Regions from separate parts of the Mus musculus genome. Here all the other regions are linked to region 2. Evidence: chromatin loops called from intact Hi-C (ENCODE). Cell type or tissue: left cerebral cortex. All regions are shown on one strand. Region 1 has its middle 1.4 kb from the start of Psen1. Region 2 overlaps Zfyve1 (zinc finger, FYVE domain containing 1). Region 3 overlaps Rbm25 (RNA binding motif protein 25).

Region 1 (2,500 bases), 92 kb after region 2:
CAAAATACTAAGAAACAAGTCAGACAATACTCAGATTCCCTTTTTTATTATTATTATGTATATGAATACACACCAGACTAGGGCATCAGACCCCATTACAGATGGTTTTGAGCCACCATGTGCTTGCTGGGGATTAAACTCATGACCTCTGAAAGAGCAGTCAGACCTCTAAACTGCTAGGCAATCTCTCTAGCCCACTCAGTTCCTTTTTGATAACAAAAGGAAAAATGAATAGTTCAACAGTTTTTTATTTTTTCCTGGCAGCTTTACATTGTTGGTAGTTGTACCCAATTATAGAAACTGAGGAAACATATTTTGATTTCTAGGCGATATTCTAAATAAAGGCAAATTTTTCATTGAAAGATATTTCTGTAGGAAATCATTAAGTTTCTGTGAGCAAAAGTGAATTCTGGTCATATGCAAATATTACTTACCTTGGAGTCATTGTTAGGAAAACCTGGCCTGATTGACTAGGTCCTGGCTTCTAGTGACTGCATTCCTAGTCTTGCCTTGCAGGCTCCTCTCCTAAGTGACCTAGTCAATCAGGCCAAGTCATTTCCTGCTTCACTCATTAGTTGCTACTGGGTTTTCTCATCTTCCTATTGCCAGGTTTTGAATAATGGGGAAAATAAATGCTACACTGCAGAAATTCTCACTATTCTTTGGCACTGTTTGGTCATTCTTAGGTTTTAGTGTTTCTAGACCCTCAATGCTATATTACATTGAAAAAATAGAAAATTATTTAGTATGTGCCTTTCAAATGTCTCAGATCTTATTCACATAGTTAGAAGTGTTGTGTGCCTTGATATTTCCGTGGGTGCCCGAGTGGGATACATTAGCTTCTCTTGGCACTCTATAAACATTGTCTGTCTATTTGATATTCATTGGTGGTTAATGTTTAATCACCTTTGCCCTTCCCTGGTGTCAGTCTTCCCATGTCATTTATGTAATATTTGTGTTTATATCCCTAAAAAGGAATATAGAAAACAGAAGTATCTGTAGTCTACTCAGTTCCTGTCCCCCCTCCCCTTTGAGGGTTTACTTTTACAAGAATCTATTGGAACACTGAGTGTAAATACAACTGCCATTTTTGTCCATTAGACAGTTCTCTTGCTCATAGCTTTCATTCATGAGTATTTTTTTTAAGATTTATTTATTTATTATATGTAAGTACACTGTAGTTGTCTTCAGACGCACCAGAAGAGGGCGTCAGATCTCATGGTTGTGAGCCGTCATGTGGTTGCTGGGATTTGAACTCAGGACTTTTGGAAGAGTAGTCAGTGGTCTTAACCACTGAGCCATCTCACCAGCCCCATTCATGAGTTTTATAACCTAGGTGAACTAAGATTTGTTGTAGGACAGTGAGATTTTTTTATATATATACCAGTACTCCACGAACATCTTTGCACAAAAATGTTTGTCGAAATTGCTTCTCTGTATAGTTTACAGCATTTGCCATTCTACCAAAAGATCGCAATTAATGTAGTTTGCAAATGGCTTTTAGTCTATGCTTGTTTAGCAAGTGTATTGAGCTTGTTCTGTACTGTCTACAATTTTCTGCCTTCTTCCCATATAAGTAAATGATTGAGGGTATAAGTAAATGATTGAGGGAAAACTACCCAAGGTTATGCTATGTCTCCTCCCAGTTGCCATTCCGCTGGCGGAAAAGACTAAAGTATCAAGATCTTAAGCATGAAAATAGTGAAGTCTGAGTTTATTGAAGCAGGGTTGAGAATGTTGGGAGAAAATGGAGATGGATGCTCTACTATTTAGAACGAGGCCTTCTGGGAAGTAGAAAAAAGGAAGTTTGACCCAGTGTATCTTAGTTTGACCTGTAATTTGCTAGGAATCCCAGTCCGATTTCAACTCACTGTCCTGCCCCATCTCCTCCTGAGTGTTATGATTTCAGATACAACACCATCCCGATGTATTTGTCTCTGTTGGGAGTAGAATCTAGTTCCTCGTGTGTGCTCCTTAAGCACATTAGCCGTTTTCTGGTTATTTGGGATTATGAATAATTTCTCTGTTGTTTTTTGCCCAAGTGAAATGTGTGGTGTGCTGTTGATAATTGTCTCTCCGATTAAGGAAAATCTGAGGGATGTAAAAATCAAGATAGGAAACATTCTTTGCTTTCTAGAAGCTTGCCATCTGGGAAGACTTTCAGACTCGGAACCTAGACTAATAGGATATTTCTCAGGTTCTGTTTACCCACCAATCGCTTTGGTTTATTGAGAGTACAAACAGTAAATTTTATCCGTTTTGAGGAACTGTTCAAATAAATACTGTGGAGAAATGGGAAGTGTTGGATTTAAAATGTCACTACAAAACAAGGCACGGTGTCCCCACACATGGAAACCAAATAAATAGGTTCAAGCCCATCCTTTCCTACAAGGTATGTTTGATACCGGCAGGGAACGCTCGAATCGCAGTCTCAACCAAAAACAAGGGAAAATGTCACTTGTAGACTGGAAGAACGCTAGACGCGCCTCAAACCCTAGAG
Region 2 (2,500 bases):
TAGCATCTAGACCCGTGAGCAAAATGAACTTTTTTATTCTTCATAAGTTACCCAGACTCAAGTATTTTGCTACAGCAATAGATAATGGACTAAAAAGTTTGTATAATTAAACCAAAAGAGGCCACCTGAAAGAATAGTCTTTGTAAAAGATATTTTTCCCTTCAATACTGAGGATACACAGTCCTGTATCTGTAACATTATTCACTGTTTTCTACATATTCTCCTGTGTGTTTTAAGCCATTTTAAGCAGTTTTTCCTACCACTAATGACAGTACTGGCAGGCAACCTGCAGAGACTCATTTCAGTCTCACAACCACTGTTCCCATTGTATAGATGAGAAAACTAAGGCTTGGAGGAAAGGAAAATGAATTTGGCCCAAGATTATCTAGTAGTTAAATAACTAAATCTTAACTCTGCAGTCCTAGCACCTCAAGAGGCTGAGGTAGGAAGATCACCAGTTCAAGGCCAGTCTGAACTACCCAGCAAAACCCTATCTAAAAAAACAAAAAACAAAACAAAAGGTAAGCCAGGCATAATGGCTCACATCTACAACCTCAGCACTTGGAAAGCTGAGGCAGGAGGACTATTGTGAATTCCAGGCCAGCCTAGCTACAGAGTGAAACTTCTCAAAACAAAACCAAGAACAACCTACCTAAGTAAATTTGACTCCAGACAACTTAAGGCTTCTGAGGCCCCGGTCTTTTCTGCCTCTAAGGGGCACTGCCTCCTTCCTGTTTTGCAGAGCAAGTTCCCAGCAACAGGCGGATATACAGACAGGAGTCCTTAATGGCTGGCGACTTACCTGGATCTCTTCATTTTCGTCTACCAGGAGGAAGCTCACAACCCTCTCTGTCATCTTCTTCCTCTTGGTCTCCTCATCCATCTCTTCCCCCTCCAGGGACTCCTGGACCTTACTGACAAGGTACACGGTAATGGGGTGTCTTCTCTTGTTACCCCCTGAATGAGTCCTCTTCTGGCATTCCAGGCAGAGATTGATTTTGCAAGTCTGGCACCTCACGGCTGCCCTTTGCCTAACACCTGGCGAATGCCCATTGGGGCCCTTGCAGGGGTCACAATAAGGGACATGGCCAGCTTTGAGTCTTATCCGCTCATGGTTTCGAAGGCGCTCCTGTCTGTGGAGTTCCTCCTCACAGCGGAGACACTGCAAACTACAACACTCATCACATTCAAAGATAGCTTCATCAGTCCCACTGCATGCATAACTCTCCTGGCACATGAGCCCCGGATTTAGGCCCTTCTCTGCTAGGGAAGTCTGGGCACTCATAACTTAGACTCGTTTGGAAACCACCCACCCTGCAACAGTCACTACTGTACTTTCCCAGGAATGAAGGAAGACAAATGCTTTGAGGCTGAAGGTGGCTAGCACTTCACAGGGTTCTGAGCCCTTTAAAAAAGAAAACCTGACTGGCTTAGGATTTTCACACGCTCACAAATGTTCAGATTTTTAATTCTCTGCCTCCCAGTCTCTTGTATCAGCAGCAGCAGCAGTGTCCACTGAATTTGATGGTCTCATCCTCTGCAAAGTGCAAAGAAATATGTGGTGGAAGTGAACTTGACAGAGTCTCTGCCACACGCTGAGGGGTCTGCTGGGTTCACAAAGGTCAGCTCATTGGTTTGGGTCTCAGCTACAAAGTCAGAGTGATGACAGAAGGTGGTGAGGAGCTGTTCGATTTACTTGGACCTCAAGCCAATGTTTCAAGGGCTACCTAGAGCAGAAAAAGAAGATTTTACTCATCTGGGGAAAAAAACCAGAAGTGTACCTTAAACTGAGCAAACAAAAAGGAGCACCTAATTGCTAGGCCAAACCCAGAGAGAACCCTCATTCTTGCTTATAAAACTTACAGTGGCTTCTTCTAGGACTAGAAATGTCATCTCAAAATCATGGCTAAGGATCTCCCTTCTGAAATCAACTGCCATGCTGGGTATGGTGGTAAATCCTAGCACTCAAAAGGCTGAAGCCTGCCAGCCTGGTCTACAGAGTGAGTTCCAGGACAACCAGGACTACACAGAGAAACCCTGTCTCGAAAAACCAAAAAAAGAAAAAAGAAAGAAAAAAAAAAAAAAAAAAAAAGGCTGAAGCCTGGCTACTAAACTAACTACAAAAACCAGCCTAGAGGCTCCTGCACAAGGGAGGCAGAGGCAGGTGGATCTCTGTGAGTTCCAGGCCAGCCAGGGCTACACAGAGAAGCCCTGTCTCAAATATGTGTAACAACAAAACACTTCTAGACCCAGAGCTTCTTAAAGATTTTGCTGGTTTGTTGGTAAAATGCTCTTCTCATTTCATTAAGCTCTGATTCAAAATCACTAAACAGACAGCTTTTAGGAGGCTAAGCCCTCTGCACCTGCTCCTTATATATGAGAAATGGAAAAGGAGGTCTGTAAAAAGCTAAGAAAAATATTGTAACAATAAATTCACACCACCCTCAAAGACCTCTACAAACCCAATTATCCTTATAAAATGGACTCTCTCAGCTCTAGT
Region 3 (2,500 bases), 48 kb after region 2:
GTATTACAGGCTTGTGCCACTAGGCCTGGCTAGAAGTTAGCTTTAATAAAATGTCTTAAACTGGGTATGGTAGTATACACCAGTCAGTAATCTCAGTACTTGCAATTAAATAGAGTCAGGATGGTCAAGTGTTAACAATTGTCATTAGCTGTATAGTATTTAGGGCCAGCTTTGATTACTTGAGATCCTTATCTCCAAAAAACACCAACAAAAAAAACCCAAACCAAACTGTTACCTTATTGCAAATTTGTGGGCTCTTTATGTTAGAACAGTTATTCTGTGACCTGATAGAAGCCATGCTCTCTTCCCCCTCAGTTTGTAATTTAATAGCACGTTTGTCTTTGAAGAACTAGCTAACACTGAGTCATTAAATACTGTTAACCTTGCTAGTTTAGTTTTCAAAGATCTATTGGGTTAAAAATGAATGTATCAGAACACTTAAAATTAGCTACCCTCCTGGATTCTGAGTTTGTTTTAAAAGATTCATTGATGTTTGGCATTTAATTTTTGATATTAACTGAACCTCAAAATTTTTTTCTTCCTTTATATGTATTCCCACATGATTGTAGGAGTCTATCCTGAACTTAGTTCGTGTACATTTTGGGAACTTATTTTAGAAAAGATCTAAGTTTTAAAAAATTCTCAATGGACAGACAGAGAAAAGAGGGTCTTTGCCAACTCCTTTGGGTAAGAAAACTTTAGAATTTTGCAGATACTCTAAAAATGAAGGTCAACAATGTAGGCATATCAGATTGGAAAGGTGTCAAATAAAATGATTTGTCATTTCTTTCTTTAGACTGGTGCAGTCAGAATGTCTTTCCCCCCTCATTTGAATCGCCCTCCCATGGGAATCCCAGCTCTCCCTCCAGGGATCCCACCCCCACAGTTTCCTGGCTTTCCTCCACCAGTACCTCCAGGTAAGTTTGAGCACATTTTTTTCTTATCATCATTCATTCATTTCTTTCTTGCCCCCTGCCCCCACCCCCTTTTGAGACATTGTTTCTCTGTAAAGACCTAGCTGTGGGTCCTTGAACTACAGAGATTCACCTGCCTCTGCCTTCTAAGTGCTTGGATCAAAGGCTTGTGCCACCATGCCTGGCCCCTTTTTCTTTTAAAAAAGACTGTATCTTTGCAGCATGGTATATGTGTGTATTTACTAGTAAATACGTGACAGTTTTATTGTGAACATGGTTGTTTGCTTTCTTTTTATGGGGGTAGTAGTGGGGAGAGGGCAGTTTTTGACAGAGTTCTGTATAGTACAGCTGTCCTGGAACTCACTTTGTAGACTAGGATGGCTTTGAACCCACAGAGATAGGCCTGTCTGTATCTCTTGAGAGCTGGGATCAAAGGTGTGAGCCACCACTGCCACCACTGTCTGATTTTTCTGTAGCATTTAAGTTATTTGTTTGGAGACAGAATGTGTTATCCCAGGTTCCCTACCACCTTTCAGTTGTCCGTGAGGCTCCTGAATGCTAGGATTACAGTTGTGAGTCATCACACTTGGCTTGACAGATTTGTATTTGTGGTTGAGTTTCTGAATCAGCTTGGAAATTCTTTAAAAATGATAAGTATATAAAGGTGCTATATCCATATTCATAAGGTTTAAAAATTTGAAAAATAAAGTTAGCAGTGAAATTCCCCTCAAAGTGTTAGTGCTAATTTCCCTCAAAGCTACCTAAATTAGTATAACAATTAGTGTTGTTACTATTGCTAAAGGGAAACAAAGTGGTAGTTGGTTTATCTTTGCAGATACTTAAAAATGCATGTTAAAGGGCTGCTGAGCCATCTCTCCCAGACTAATCTTGAACTCAGGGTTATTCTCTTGCCTCAGCCTAACAGGTGATAAGATTATAGGTGATTGTTACCACACCCAAATTTTACTTCTTAGTTTTATGTATAACTCCCTGCCTCCTTTTAATGGGGACAGGAGTCAAGGCAGGCTTTCACCTGGCCTAGGATGGTCTGGACCTTGCTGTGTAACCAAGCATGGCTAATAATCTTTCCATACGTCACAAGTTTGGGAGTACGTGTGTGTGTGTGTGTTGCCAGCATTCCTAGTTCTAAGTATTTTCTTGTAAGTTCTTTTCTTTGTAGTCTTGGCCATCAAACATTGAGCCTTCTAATATTTTTCATTATTATTAATTTGTGTTCATGTGTAAAATGCAAGGATACGCCCTGGTATAGGTATGGAGGTCAAAGCGTAGCTAATAGTTGGCTCTCTCTATCATGTGGGTACCAGGGAATGAACTCAGGTTGTCAGTCAGTCTTGGCAGTAGGTCCTTGGATATACTGAACTGTCTCGCTAGCCTCCTCTGTTTAAGTGATGCAAGATCTTTTACTGGAACTCAATCCTGTTTGGGCCACAATAGCTTGCCAGTGATCCCTGGGAATCCACCTATCTTCCCCTTGTAGGAACGATACGCCCCGTCCTATGCCTTACTTTCATGTGGATGCTCATCACTATCCTGTGCTTGTGAAGCACACACCTGGGTATGTGGGA

Evidence for each region. A loop is a pair of places that touch in the nucleus more often than their neighbours do. Peaks named below come from ENCODE experiments on the same cell type or tissue, not always from the same donor. Only the 100,000 strongest peaks of a DNase experiment are listed, where the experiment ranks them.
Region 1: it touches region 2 in a loop (2.1-fold over the local background); 2 of 42 quality-filtered maps call a loop at or near these places.
Region 3: a loop joins it to region 2, with 1.8 times the contacts of the local background. A loop is called at or near these places in 9 of 42 quality-filtered maps.

What each region holds. Positions count from the first base shown.
Region 1 is chr12:83,685,515-83,688,014 of GRCm38, forward strand. No RefSeq gene overlaps it. Among named protein-coding and RNA genes, the nearest start is that of Psen1, 1.4 kb to the right of the region's middle. In left cerebral cortex, a CTCF peak has its summit at 1,199 (motif pointing right); no DNase peak of the experiment used is centred here; H3K4me3 peaks cover 481 bases; H3K27ac peaks cover 428 bases.
Region 2 is chr12:83,593,596-83,596,095 of GRCm38, forward strand. It overlaps Zfyve1 (zinc finger, FYVE domain containing 1), which reads right to left. Exons shown (of 12, transcript NM_183154.4): 2 at 803-1,727. The coding sequence starts at 1,285. Among named protein-coding and RNA genes, the nearest start is that of Zfyve1, 2.4 kb to the right of the region's middle. In left cerebral cortex, a CTCF peak has its summit at 1,155; a DNase peak (open chromatin) is centred at 1,256; H3K4me3 peaks cover 232 bases.
Region 3 is chr12:83,641,833-83,644,332 of GRCm38, forward strand. Rbm25 (RNA binding motif protein 25) reads left to right here. Exons shown (of 19, transcript NM_027349.4): 2 at 797-917. The coding sequence starts at 812. Among named protein-coding and RNA genes, the nearest start is that of Rbm25, 11 kb to the left of the region's middle. In left cerebral cortex, no CTCF peak of the experiment used is centred here; a DNase peak (open chromatin) is centred at 1,438.